Regions from separate parts of the Homo sapiens genome. Here all the other regions are linked to region 2. The links are chromatin contacts, found by Hi-C or POLR2A ChIA-PET in ENCODE. All regions are on one chromosome and are shown on one strand. The core of a region is the stretch at or near the end of the contact, and the rest is flanking DNA. Distances in the headings are between cores, read along the strand shown. Region 1 holds the start of RPS27A (ribosomal protein S27a). Region 2 holds the start of ERLEC1 (endoplasmic reticulum lectin 1). Region 3 holds the start of CCDC88A (coiled-coil domain containing 88A).

Region 1 (4,379 bases), core at 295-2,794, 1.4 Mb before region 2:
AAGAGGCTGCTCTTCCCCTAGACAGACCTTTTGAATATTGTAGTCAGACAAAGTACGTCCATCTTCCAGCTGCTTGCCAGCAAAGATCAGTCTCTGCTGATCAGGAGGAATTCCTAATGACAAAAAACAAAAATTAAGTCACAGCACACCAAGCCTGTGATGTGCTCCAGACTTATAAGGTAACACCCCTTAATCAAATACATGATACTAAAGGCTGACAATAAGCCCTTACTAGAGGTTAGGCATGGTTCTAAATCTTTACATGTCACATTTTACCGCATTTAATATTAGGGACAATACTTGGTTGTCTGCAGTGGCTGACACCTGTAATACCAATACTTTGGGAGGTCGAGGTGGGCAGATCACTTGATGTGAAAAGTTCAAAACCAGCCTGGCCAACAAGGTAAAACCCAGTCTCTACTAAAAATACAATAAATTAGCCAGGCATGGTGGTGCACGCCTGTAATCCCCACTAATAGGGAGGCTGAAGCACAAAAATCACTTGAACCCGGGAGGCGGAGGCTGCAGTAAGCCGGGACAAGCGAATGCACTCCAGCCTGGGCGACAGAGGAGACTCCATCTCACACAAAATAAATAAATAAGTGTCCAAATTCACGCAAGTGAAATACACCTCAAGGATTCCAATCTAGGTACTGTGCTCCCCGATCACCAATGTCTATTGTGTTATTCCACAAGTATTTCGCTTTGTCAATCTGACCCCTTCCCCCATCACCAAGAGCAGGTATGTCTAGCACCTACAGGTAGGCCGAAGTCTCCGCAGGTTAAGTTTTCTTAACTACAAAATACTACTTGCCTTCCTTATCCTGGATCTTGGCCTTTACATTTTCTATCGTATCCGAGGGTTCAACCTATGAGTGTTAAAGTGAAAGCATGTTGGTTACACATTAAGGAACTACAGCAGAACTCATTTAGTTTGACAATTACCACTGAACCGAACCAGCGACAGGGCTGAGACCTACTCGAGAGACCTATTACCCACCCAGTGGGCAACCTCCCAAGTCGGCTACCGGAAAGCACCTTCATCTCCCCAGCCCAGAGCGGGCGGCGGCCGCAGGGCCACACGTGCTCGCACCCGGCGGGCAGAGCGTCTCCTTCCCCACCGCAGCTCCTCCGTTTTAACTAACTAGCTGGAACCCCTCGAGAGGAGACAGGTCCAGCCTTTGGCCACCGAAAATCACCTCTAGGTCGTTGCTCAGCAAAAGGTACTCATTTCAAAGCTTAAGTTTTAGAACCCAAATTCGGAATCATGGTCTAAGACATGGAAAGCAGCGCCGGTCCTAAAATCCACCTCAGGACCTTATTCGGACCTTGGCTTCCTCATGACCACCCGGCCCGTACCTCGAGGGTGATGGTCTTCCCCGTAAGGGTTTTCACGAAAATCTGCATTTTGGTGGCGGCTCCACCTGAGGTTGAGGAAAAGGAAGAGACAGGTTAGGTCAGGGATCACAAGAGAAGGCACCATAGGGTGCTAACCCGAGAGCAGCCGAAGTGCAGACACCCACCGCAGATGGCGGATCGAAAAGGAAGAACGCCGCGCAGGCCCACGGGGTTTCCCGGAGCTCCCGCCGAAGGACCCACCCCTTAGGCGACCACACCAAATGCCTGACTGCCGTCCCAGCGACAATCCAACCCGGTGCCAGACTAGGACGTGAACTTCGTTTCTCCTCTCCCTAGCCTGGGCTTATTTCTCACTTTAGCCTTCGGAATGCTTTCGAAACTGTAGGTTTAAGCAACGTAAAAGATGTTTTAAAAAGGCTTTTCCCGTACAATCAACGTGGCTAAGAGAATTTTTAAAAGGAGGTCGAGGGGGGCCTCTTGGGGAAGAGGTAGGAAATGGAAGTGCATTCTGGGAACTGTAGTTCTCCACTGCTTTCTTCTACCTTGGACTACTTGTCCCAAGATGCAGTTCCACCTCCCAGATTCCCTAGTTACTATCTCTAAGCACTGAAGTCGGTGTTTGGAGAAAAGGACTCAGGTGAGGACTGGAGGTAGGATGAAGCGGAATAATGGTTTCCGGAGCGTGGGAACGGGCCGGAAGTGACTAGAGCAAATGTTAAGCGGGGGGCAAAGGGTGCGGGGCACGAAAGGTGTCCTTCACTCACTTCCAGAAGCGGTGATGGGCAGAGAATCAGCAATCTACCAGACGCTCCTTGGGCCTTCAAGGGAAGGGAATTTGCGTGGCCTGCTCCAGGCAAACTGAAAAATAGGTGAAATCTGCGGAAGCGGGGGTTCAGCCCTTTCTCTCCTGTAGCGCCTCCCTGCTTTCAACCGCCGAGTCTCTCCCAGCCTAGGGAAGAGTCTGGGTCTTGTGTGTCACTCCTTAGTGTGACACGCTTTAATATGTTGAAAAATCTCAGGAGTTTTCAAATTTTAAAGTGAAGCCGTACGGAAAAGAAACCTGCAGAATGGTTATTTAGTTGTAGAATTTCCAAATTTGGGCATTGGGAGTCTTGGATCTGAGAGGAAGTTTTTGGAGTATGTATGGGGTGCTTCTTCCGGCAAGGAGGCCAATTAGAAGCAAGTTCTCCCTGTCCTTTCTCCACTCCACAAACCAGAGTCCTTTCTAATGTCTTCTGTATTTATTTCTTCATCCTCTGCCCTCTGCGACCCCATCCCCAAATTCAGACCTTAATTTTCTCTTGTAGGGGTTCCGAATCTAACTCCTTATCTCTCTCCAGTCTTTCCTCCTTTCTAACCCACCTTCACTATTGCCTCCAAAATATTCATTCTGAAAGGTAAATGTGTGTTATTATTTTATACCTCACCTTCAGGATACAATTCAAATTTCTTAGAATGACATTCAGCCTCTGCCTTCCTTACAACCTAATCTGCTAAACCCATTACTCTACATTTTAGTAAATGAAGCTAATTTAATTTCCTGACCTATGCCCTCCCGTGTTTTGGCATTTCTGAAGAATCCAGTCGTTTATTCTTCCTGGAACTTTTTTTTTTTTTTTTCGTGAGACGGAATTTCGCTCTGTTGCCCAGGCTGGAGTGCAGTGGCGCGGTCTCGGCTCACTGTAAACTCCGCCTCCCAGGTTCAAGCAATTCTTCTGCCTCAGCCTCCCGAGTAGCTGGGATTACAGGCGCCCACCACCACACCCGGCTAATTTTTGTATTTTTAGTAGAGATGGGGTTTCACCATGTTGGCCAGGCTGTTCTCTAGCTCCTGACCTCAAATGATCCATCCTCCTTGGCCTCCCAAAGTGGTGAGATTACAGGCGTGAGCCACCACGCCCTGCCTCCTGGAACATTTTTCATCCCCTAGTCCGCCAACTAGTCTCTACAACAAAATTTCCTAGAGTTGCTTGTACATATTGTCTCTAATCTTTCCCTTCCGTTGTCTGAACCCACTCCTGTCAGGCTTTTGTCCCCACCATTCTGATCGGATAGCTCTTGTAATGGTCACTAATGACCTCCATGTTGCTAAATTCAATGGTCATTTCATCTTATTTGATCTGTCAGCAGTATTTGACACAGTTGCTCATTCCATCTCTCTTTGAAAACCTTTCAAAGACTTCACCTCTCAGTTTTTCTGCCACCCTGGAGGCTCTTTTCCAGGCTCATTTGCTGCTTCCTCTTGATCTGCAAGACCTCTAACCATGGAGTATCCCCAAGGCCCAGTCCTTGGACCTCTGCTTTGTCTGCATTTTCTTGGTTATCTCATTTTTGTTTAATAACTTTTAAAGTATCATCATATGCAAATGACTCATAAACTTATCTGTCAGACCAGATATGTCACAGATATGTCACAACTTCATCTTCACATATCCAGCTATCTACTCAACATCTCTAATGGACAGGCCCCAAACACTTAATCTCATGAAATTGCTCTTCCCATGTTTATATATGGCAATTCCCATTTCTCCAGTCACTAAGGCCAAAAACTTTATGATTATCCTTGACTGTTCTTTTATATCCCACATCTTATCTACCTTGGCAGATCTTGGCTTTATTTTCAAAATATATGCAGAACACTTCCTACCACCTCCATTGTTAGCACCCTGATTCAAGCCACCATCATCTTTTGCCTTGATTATTGCAGTAGCTTCGTAACAGCACTTCCAGCTTTGACCCTTGCGTCCTATAATCTGTTTTCCACAGAGCAACAAGAACAATTCTTTTTTTTCTTTTTTTTGAGATGGAGTTTCGCTGTTGTTGCCCAGGCTGGAGTGCAATGGCACAATCTTGGCTCACCGCAAACTCTGCTTCCCGGGTTAGGTGATTCTCCTGCCTCAGCCTCTCCAGTAGCTGGGATTACAGGCATGCGCCACCACGCCCAGCTAATTTTGTATTTTTAGCAGAGACAGGGTTTTTCCATGTTGGTCAGGCTGGTCTGGAACTCCCGACGTCAGGTG
Region 2 (4,785 bases), core at 1,933-4,432:
GCTACTGGGGAGGCTGGGCAACAAGAATCGCTTGAACCCGGGAGGCAGAAGTTGCAGTAAGCTGAGATGGCGCCATTGTACTCTAGCCTGGGTGACAGAGCGAGACTCTGTCACAAACACAAATGTCCAACCAACTGGCCCATTAAAAAAAATGGCAGCGCCAGGTGAGGAGAGTAGTGGTTTCTTTTCTTTTCTTTTTTTTTTTTTTTTGAGACAGACTCCTCTGTCGCCCAGGATGGAGTGCAGTGGCATGATCTCGGATCACTGCAACTTCTGCCTCCAAGGTTCAAGCGATTCTCCTGCCTCAGCCTCCCAAGTAGCTGGAACTACAGACATGTGCCACCATGCCCGGCTAATTTTTTTATTTTTAGTAGAGACAAGGTTTCGCCATGTTGCCTAGGCTAGTCTCAAACTCCTGGGCTCAAGTAATCCACCCAGCTCGGCCTCCCAAAATGTTGGGATTATAGGCGTCAGCCACTGTGCCCAGCCAGTAATTTCAGTTAAATGCAAAGGGAAGCCTTAAGGTTATAGAAGTATTAAAAAAAATCAAAAGACCAATGATAATGACTATTGTGGCTTATTTTTACATAAAGGACATAGGCCTTGTGACAATTCACAGAACACTCTAGATTTTTCTCAAAGTAGCACAGACTTAAAGAAAAAAAAGCCAGATGCAATGGTGACCACCTGTAGTCCTCGCTGTTCAGGAGGCTGAGGCAGAAGGATGGCTTGAGCCCAGGAGTTTGAGGCTGTAGTGAGCATAATCATGCCTATAAATACCTACTGCACTCCAGCTTCTAAAAAAAGAATTTTTTTTTTTTTTTTTTTTTTTGAGACAGAGTCTCACTCTGTCACCCAGGCTGGAGTGCAGTGGTGCAATCTTGGCTCAGTGCAACCTCCACCTCCCGGGTTTAAGCGATTCTCCTGCCTCGGCCTCCCAAGTAGCTGGGAGCACTGGTGTGCACCACCACGCCCAGCTAATTTTTGTGTTTTTAGTAGAGATGGGGTTTCACCACGTTGGTCAGGCTTGTCTTGAATTCCTGACCTCATAATCCGCCTGCCTCTGCCTCCCAAAGTGCTGGGATTACAGATGTGAGCCGCCGCACATGGCCAAAGCATTTTTTTTTTGAAATAAAATTGTTAGATACGTGAAAAGTTGGTGTAGCAAATGCTAAGACTGAAAGAAAATGGAATGACAATTTGGTAGTGACCTCTAAAAATGCTAGTTTTAGTCGCTCGCTTATAGTAAGTTTTCAGGGCTGCATATCAGCAAGTTTTTTTAAATTAAAAAAAACACAGGTGCCAAGAGTAAAAAATTTTAATGACATAATTCTTCAAACATCTGCCATATTCACTCCAAGTGTGCTCTTTGGATACAACAACAGGTATTAAAGTATTCTCTTCCAAGCCTGCTAAAGTTATATCTGATTCATAACAAAATTTTACATAGGTATTTCAATGTATCAATATTTTGTGGCATTAATACAAAGAGAAATTTGACGTCCCAGAAAAATATTTACCTAGATAAATTCAGAACATTTGGTTCACACATGTAATCCCAGTATTCTGGGAGGCTCAGGCACGAGGATTGCTTGAGCCCAGGAGTTCGAGACCAGCCTAGGCAACATAGTGAGACCCTGCCTCTAGAAAAAAAAAAAAAAATTAGCCAGGAGTGGTGGGATTTCCCTATAGTCCCAGCTACTGGGAAGCTGAGGAGATCTCTTGAGCCCAGGAGGTCGAGGCTGCAGCCAGTGGTGACCGTACCACTGCACTTCAGAATGGGCAACAGACTGAGACCCTGTCTCAAAAAACAAACAAAAACAGAAAAACCCAAACCAAACCAAACCAAACCAAAAAACCCCTAACACTTGCAAATAGAAAGCTATGTGGTAATAACATCCATTAACTTGACACATCTTGTTTTGACATCATAGTGTCACTTACTGTTTCAATGAAATGGTAATGAAAGAATATAATAAAGTATTGCAAGTTGAATGCTTGAAGGTAATTGGAATAAAAAGTTTAAAAAAATTTTGCTTTTTCCGGGACTTCAATTTGAAGTAAATGAGTTAATTACTACATGGTAAGTGTCATAAGAGTACAATATTTATTAGCCTGCAGTAGGTACACGTGGACAGGAAGACTTTTCAGCGGTCCACTCCCCCAAGAGGGAATTTTCATTTCCGCGAGGTTACAAATGTTCTTCACTACAGGAAAACTCAACATAGAAGCTCATGTTCTGGGGACTCAAATAACAGTCGTAATACATGAAAACTGTAAAGGATATTCTGCATAAAGGGTCGTTAACATCTCACAGGCCAAATAGCCCTCTCAGAAACAACTAGGAAAGGAAAAAGTTCCCTTGGAGCTGTGCGTTTGCGTATGTCCGTGTGTGTATACAACTGAGGGAGAACGAATACGAGAGAGGGAACTCGAGTCTGAAGTACTGTGGTGTGGGCAGGGTGACATGTAATACTGAAGGAAAGAAGTCTGCTGGTGAAGTAAGAGCCACAGTTAATTTTCCGAAAGGAAGATGAGTAAGTGCACCTGACGTTATTCTACGAAAGCTGCTTCTGCAGGGTGGGAATGTTGGGAAGCAAGGTCTAGTGCGACAGAATTGAAAAGGTGGAGAGCAGGTGATTGCTGGATCCCTAATGCTCAGCAAGGGGGACGCATCCACATAACGTGAGAACGAACGAATGAATGAACGCTGCATAAAAGCAGCTTTGGCTTGGGGAAGGTAAGAGTCTGCAGAGAAGGTCTTGGGGAGAAAAAGCAAAGAAAACCGAGGGAAGAGGCCGAACCCTTAGTGTCAGGAGGAGGGGTGGCTGCGGGGTTAGTGAGGGCACTGACCAGAGAGAACTCGGTGCCGGGCCAGTTGACTCGGAAAGGGATGTCATCGCTGAGTTGAGGAAGGGCTCGGCCGCCGCCGGACGCCTCCAGGAGGCCGCAGAGGACCAGTAACACCGGCCCGCCCGGGACCAGACTCCGTACGCCGCCGCCTCCTTCCTCCATCCTCCGCCGCCGCTTTCTCCAGCCACCGCCACAACCTCCTCTGCTCCAGGAGGAGAGGAGGAGGAGGAGGAGGTGGAGGAGGAGGCGGCGGGACTATAAAGCGCCCGGGTATCACCGGCCCAACCGCCGCCACGTCTCCTTCCGGAGAGCCCGGCAACGCCGCCTCCGCCCCCTTGAGCCTCCTGTCACCGTTTCCGGGGCAGACGACATATCAACATCCGGGGGTCGCGGAGCCGTCCGCCTACGGGGGCCGGGACGTCGCCTGCGCGTCTCTCGTTTTCGGACGGCTGCAGCATCGCGGTGGGGATCGAAAGCGGGGGCTTCTGGGACGCAGCTCTGGAGACGCGGCCTCGGACCAGCCATTTCGGTGTAGAAGTGGCAGCACGGCAGGTCGGTGAGTCTCGGAGGCGGCAGCCGCTTCCTGAAGCCATTCCCGCTGCTCTCCAGTGGGCAGGCAGAGGTTTGACCCACACGGAGTGATAGCGGGAAGAAGACAGTGTGAACCGTGCGGGTGCGGGTCCTTAGATGAGAAAATTCGAAGTAGCGATGAGATGTGAGAAATGGCGGTGTTCCTGACTGACCTGCCTTCTTGCAGCTTTTCTTCTTTTTCTCCGCATTTGGCATTTGTACACTTCATTTTTCCCGCTTGAGGCTTATCTCCATCTCTTCTGCTGTGGACCGTGGCCATCTCGTTACTTAACAGCTTCTGACTAACGCAGGGCAGTTTGTTCAGCGACTGCAACTCTGTGTTAGGGGAAACCTGGGGTGAGGTAGCCCGCCATCTCCCCGTAGGTGAATACCGCAAGCCTCCGAATTTGGCGTGGTGGGCGACTCTCGTGGAATGGGCAGCTAGACATCACAACCCTACATTTTTACCCTCCATCTCTAGATTGAAGTGTTGGGGTGTTGTTTTATCAAGGAAGCTGGTAAGGTTCCTTATGTGAGGTTTAGCGCCAGATGAATGTGTGTGTTTATGAACTAAGTCACGTCTGACTGCATCCCCAAATTAGACAAAAAGTTTTGTTTTTCCCTCCCCCTCTTTAGAAAAAATGCCATTGTCTGTTTTGATCTCCAATATAATGGACATAGAGTGTTGGCTTTAGAGAAATTACCATTCCCTAAAGCTCGACAGTCTTGCTAGATCTGTTAAAGACTGGTCGCCCCCACTTCCTCAGATTTGAACCAAATCAAAAAGCAGGAAGGACAGTCCCATATTCTATCTTAAAAATTTTTTTTTAACATCAGGAATCCATAGTATCAAAGAAGATAACTTTCTTCAGAATTGTTATTCGCTAATTATATTCAGCACTTCTTATTAATGCTTAATGTGATCCAGACTCCTGGGATTTTTGTTGTTGTTGTTTGTTTTGAGACAAAGTCTCGCTCTGTCACCCAGGCTGGAGTGCAGAGGCATAATCTTGGCTCACTGCAACCTCCGCCTCTGGAGTTCAAGGGATTCTCCTTTTTCTCAGCCTTCCGAGTAGTTGGGATTACAGGCGCGCGCCGCTACACCCTAATTTTTGTATTTTTAGTAGAGGCAGGGTTTCACCACGTTGGCCAGGCTGGTCTCGAACTCCTGACCTCGGGTGATCCGCCCTCCTCGGCCTTCCAAAGTGCTGGGATTACAGGCCTGAGCCACTGTGCCTGGCCCCCCTGGGCTTGGTAAAATGCCAAATAAATGGGTTTCTGTCTTTGGTCACACAGTCTAGGCAGGGAGATTGTACAAACAAATAATTGCAAACTATTATAGTAGTAATAGTCAATTTTTTT
Region 3 (4,747 bases), core at 2,212-4,711, 1.6 Mb before region 2:
GGAATAATACAATATGTTGTTCTTTATGACTTTCACTTAGCATAATGCTATCATCCATGTTGTAGCATGTATTAGTACTTCATTATTTTTTATTGCCAGATAGTATCCTATTATATGGATATACTGCATTTTATTTATTCATTCATCAGTCCATGGACATGTGGGTTGTTTCCACTTATTGTCTATTATAAACAATGGTGCCATTCTGCTGCTGCATTTGTGGTATTTTTCTTGTACTAGCTTACGAATGTGATTACCTTTGCAAATCCGTACTTAAAAATATTTGTCACCAAGGAAACTGGTTCTGGATGAGTCTATCACTTCCTATAGTGTAGATCAAGATAGACATGGGTAGAAGTTCATATGGGTGCTTTTGGTACATGGGTTGTGTTATTCATATGCAACCTGAAGGAGAAAGCCTCAATTGTGATACACGGGAGACAGTCTTTCTCTAGAGATTTCTAAATGGGACCATGGTCCTTTCTAACCATTTAGTTTCAGATTAGAAGACAGCTGAGCAAATAACTTACATCCTAACCAGGTGGGTATGATTTTTCCAAACTCCTTTCATGCTGGATTTAACCTTCCAAGAAAGGATGCATTCAGGACACATAAATGACTACAAAGTACAAAACAAAAGTATTTTGAAGAAATCTTAAGAAATTTCTTCCTAAGTGAAAGGTGGATAGGAAACTTTTGGATTTAATCTTACAGGATGTTGCAATTCAAAGACCATTAAACTGGGTATAATGTACAATCCCTCTTTAGCCAGACAGAGAAGATTACTGGTTGTACTCTTGAGATATTATAAAGCATTTTTAAGGCTGCTGTTAAACTAGGGAATTGTGAATTGGTAGGTTTTCAAATAAGTTCCTCCAGACCTCAGTCTGGTCTAAAGTTTCCTGTTTTTACAATTAACTCCTCATGTTTCTTTGTTGAGTGTGTGTGTGTGTGTGTGTGTGTGTGTGTGTGTGTGTGTGTGCGCGCAAAACCTAAAGATAGACCAGAAAGCATCTGGGGCCATCTGGCTCTAGAGAAGAATCCAGATTTCTGTGAGGGCTGGGTACTAAATTGCATAAACAATACTATCTTAATGTATGACTCCTGTGCTAACCCTTCAGTCACCACTTCAAAATGCCCCTAACCTGCTGTATTTGGTGTTAATACTTTTTGGTTTTTCGCCTATGAATGAAGCAGATTGATTTGTCCTAGGATAAACCCAGTATAGGCATAATTACTTCCATATTGTTTTGTCAAGCGTCTGGGGGATTACAAAGAAAAGTGGGTATGTCAAGCACTGGGCTGCTCCTGAAAGCAATGCTGTCTCCTTGGTGCCCACTCTCCTTCTGTCTGTATTTCATTTGCCAAATAAAGAACTGCTATTAAGAAAGAGTTATCAGGCCAAGCGCGGTGGCTCTCACCTGTAATTCCAGCCCTTAGGGAGGCCGAGGCGGTGGATCACTTGAGGTCAGGAGTTCGAGACCAGCCTGGCCAACGTGGTGAAACCCCGTCCCTACTAAAAATAGAAAAATTAGCCAGTGGGTGGTGGCGGGTGCCTGTAATCCCAGTTACTTGGGAGGCTGAGGCAGGATAATCGCTTGGACCCTGGAGGTAGAGGTTGCAGTGAGCTGAGATCGTGCCACTGCACTCCAGCCTGGGTAATAGAGACTCTGTCTCAGAAAACAAAACAAACAAAAAAAGAAGGAGTCACCAAGCCAGGCGTGGTGGCTCACACGTCTCGTCTCAACTGCTAGGGAGGCTGAGGTGAGAGGGTCACTTGAGGCCAGGAGTTTGAGGCCAGGCTGGGCAACACAGTGAGACTCCCATCTCTAAAAGGCTTTTTAAAAAGTCATCAAGAGCAGATGGAAAAGATTGCTAGCAACAAGGATGTCTGAAGGCTTGTGTACTGGCTAGGGAAATGCAAGGTTCTACTTGTACATCACCTAGCAAAGTGCCACATGAATGCATCCTAATTTTAATTAAGATGATTTTCAAAGGGCATTTAGTTCCCTCCTCAAAGCAAGATCCTTTCTCCTGTAACTGAAGCAGAGAGGTTATATTTCAAGTTTTTCATAAAGGTTCTTTATTTTGAAGGAATAATGTTAAAAACAACATTAATGACATTTATAGAACACTTAACTATAAGCTGCCATTTCATTTAACCCTATTATTAGCCCTGCTTTACACGTGACGGAATCGAAGCACAAAGAGACTCAATAACGTGCGTAGGCTCACACAGCTGGTGCATATTGGAACCAGGCAGGAAGACTTCAGAGTCCAGGTTCTCAACTACCCAATTAAGAAATTCTGCTCTTTCTTAACTGTGTTATGACAAAAACATTTTTACTGCTAATTTAAAATATATACTCCGTGTAAATATTTATGTAATGTAAACATAGCACACATTATAAAACTATAATATTATCTTTTATCAAAAAAAGATTGCGTTCTATATGCCCATTTTACCCCGGGAAAAAGGTCTTTATTTTCCTTTGAAATGAGGAGTAGCATTTGATTTTGCCAGGGAACTTAAAATTATTTCAAGGTCCCAGTCGTACGTGGCATGGAGATTTATGACAAATATGTAATCTGTTTATTTGTCACCCAACTTGGATGACTTCTAAATGTTTCTTCTTTGTAGCTCTTGATTTTGCTTGGGTTTCCCCCGACCCATGCCCAAATAGTAAAAAACAAAACAAAACCAAAAAACAATGTCTGAGTCATGTTTGCTCCAGTCAGGGAATACCAACGTGCTGACAGACAGCTCTGGTTTTTAAAAAATCTTACTGTATGTCACTTGCAACTTTGAAGAACATTCATGCGTTAGTGGACTGCATTTGGAAGAAAACAAAAAGGAGAAAAAAACCCCCACCAAGTTGTGGCTCAAGTCCCTCTGCCATTTGCTGCAGTGAGTTTTCCTATTCCATTTTGCTGGGGAGAAGGCATGCTTTACAGAACACATCAAACTGTCCGAAAAAGGCTGTCTGCATCCCTCATGTTTATAAGAGAAGGATTTCTTTCCCCTTCCTTCACGTATCAAAGAAGTCACTCGGGGAGGAAATAAACCATAATTAGGCATGAGCGAGCGAGCAGACAGACCCCTTGCTCTGCCTTCCCTGTCCCCGCCCACCAGGCAACCGTCCTGGGCGCAACCGAGGAGCGGGTTGTCTCCGCAGCAGCTGCAGCGAGCGCGCGCCCACGCCCGAGCCCGCGCCCGCCGCCAGGATCTGGGCGGCGGCGAGGCTAGCCCGGGGGCGCGCTCGCTCGGGAGCGCGCTCATGCAGCGGTTTTCTTCTCCCACAATCCAGAGGCAGCTGCACGGGAGGGGCGGGGAGTCGGCGGAAGGATATCGGCGCGGAGGGAGCAGCGCGCTCCCTTTGACGGCGGCCCCCGGCATTGGCGGGCGGCGCTGGCGGGCGGCGAGGGGTGGGGTGTGATGCGGCACTGCGGTTCTGAGGCCGTTACTCCGGCTTCTCCATAGAGGGCGGAGAAGGCTGGAGCGCGGCGGTGATTTTGTGCCAGGGATTCCCAGAGACGCGCTGAAAGGCTGGCAGGGCTTAGGAAGCTGGGGGGTTAGGGACACACATTCAAGCCCCCACCCCCGGGAGGGGAAGGGGGCTGGAGGCGAGGCTTGAGGGCGGCGGAGGAATGGTGTCTGCTCGGGGGGAAGGGGCGAGCCCTGCCTGTTGGTACTGAGGGGCTGCGGGCAGTGGAGGCTCCGCGGGTCGAAAGCGGCTCCATGCCCATCGGTGGGTGGAACGTGTAGAGGTCGGAACGCCGAGGTCGAGTCTGGTGGCGCCTCGGTATCCTTAACGTGGTCTCTGTTTAACGTATTTCATTTAGCCCCCGTTGGGATTGATTCATTGGGAGCAGTTTCGCTGGTCTGGATCCTCCAGGAGCTGGACAACCTTGACGGGCTTTTTGTCTTGGGTTCCAGCCCCCTTTCCCTTCCTCCTCCTCCAGATGCCTTTTCTCTGCCCCTCCTCGCCCGGTACAGACATTTCCAGCGCAGGCTGCTGCTCGTGGTGTCCGTCGTCGAAGCCACTTCTTGGGATTTCGGCTCGTTTCACTCTGGGGTGTTTTTTGAGGAGGGAGAGTGCCCCCCTCCTCCACGATGGGATTTTTCTCCCTTGCCGAAATGGACTTTCATTGATTTCTACTTACTTCCACGTTTAGTGACCAATTCCCTAGGCGTATTTTTGTGGTAGTTCCTTTTTTCAAATACATACTCTGTAAAATGGAGAACGAAATTTTTACTCCCCTTCTGGAGCAGTTCATGACCAGCCCTTTGGTCACTTGGGTAAGTGGGGTGTCCTTTATTGTATATTTTGCTGAGTTATTTGTGGCTGCAGAGATGGAGGTGGGCGTTCATGTCGTGGTGATCCTTCTGTTTGTTCTAGGTTAAAACGTTTGGACCTCTGGCCGCAGGAAATGGGACCAACCTTGATGAATATGTGGCTTTGGTGGATGGGGTATTCTTGAACCAGGTCATGCTCCAAATGTAAGTTCTTCCTTCTTTCCTAGGTAACGTTTTCTTTGAGAAATAGCATATGGTGAACTTTGAGACACGATGTTTTAAGCCCCTAATTTGGTTCATTGGCCAGAAATATTCAGGTGGTTTAAGAATTGGATCTTGAAAGGAATGCTAATGTTATGGGCTCAGCCCATTATCACAACCTAGATATTTTACCTGTTAAAATTGTGAAACTTTAGTTTTTCATTCTGTCAACCATGTATTGTCACTTGT

What was found. Hi-C counts contacts between places; a loop is a spot of excess contacts on that map. ChIA-PET counts read pairs that join two places held with the same protein, here RNA polymerase II (POLR2A). Pooled maps may share reads with other maps.
Region 1: a map of CD8-positive, alpha-beta T cell shows a loop between it and region 2 (7-fold over the local background). The contact joins the promoter of RPS27A here to the promoter of ERLEC1 in region 2. A Hi-C loop is called at or near these places in 3 of 168 maps with a recorded cell type or tissue (CD4-positive, alpha-beta T cell, CD8-positive, alpha-beta T cell and naive thymus-derived CD4-positive, alpha-beta T cell), 4 of 37 single-sample maps with no recorded cell type and 11 of 50 pooled maps. POLR2A ChIA-PET finds 5 or more read pairs at or near these places in 2 of 52 experiments (CD8-positive, alpha-beta memory T cell and WTC11).
Region 3: a pooled map shows a loop between it and region 2 (8-fold over the local background). The contact joins the promoter of CCDC88A here to the promoter of ERLEC1 in region 2. A Hi-C loop is called at or near these places in 6 of 50 pooled maps.

The regions. Positions count from the first base shown.
Region 1 is chr2:55,229,853-55,234,231 of GRCh38, reverse strand. It overlaps RPS27A (ribosomal protein S27a), which reads right to left and starts at 1,544. Exons shown (of 6, transcript NM_002954.6): 1 at 1,524-1,544; 2 at 1,360-1,424; 3 at 815-869; 4 at 28-113. The coding sequence starts at 1,407. CLHC1 (clathrin heavy chain linker domain containing 1) reads left to right here and starts at 1,939. Exons shown (of 13, transcript NM_152385.4): 1 at 1,939-2,009. RefSeq lists enhancers at 1,265-1,444, 1,465-1,894.
Region 2 is chr2:53,785,441-53,790,225 of GRCh38, reverse strand. It overlaps ERLEC1 (endoplasmic reticulum lectin 1), which reads right to left and starts at 3,182. Exons shown (of 14, transcript NM_015701.5): 1 at 2,854-3,182. The coding sequence starts at 3,015. ASB3 (ankyrin repeat and SOCS box containing 3) reads left to right here and starts at 3,273. Exons shown (of 10, transcript NM_016115.5): 1 at 3,273-3,405. All of the region lies in intron 1 of GPR75-ASB3 (GPR75-ASB3 readthrough), which reads left to right. RefSeq lists enhancers at 3,190-3,609, 3,125-3,783.
Region 3 is chr2:55,418,570-55,423,316 of GRCh38, reverse strand. It overlaps CCDC88A (coiled-coil domain containing 88A), which reads left to right and starts at 3,461. Exons shown (of 33, transcript NM_001365480.1): 1 at 3,461-4,300; 2 at 4,401-4,501. The coding sequence starts at 4,238. RefSeq lists silencers at 3,061-3,350, 3,411-3,460, 3,491-3,560.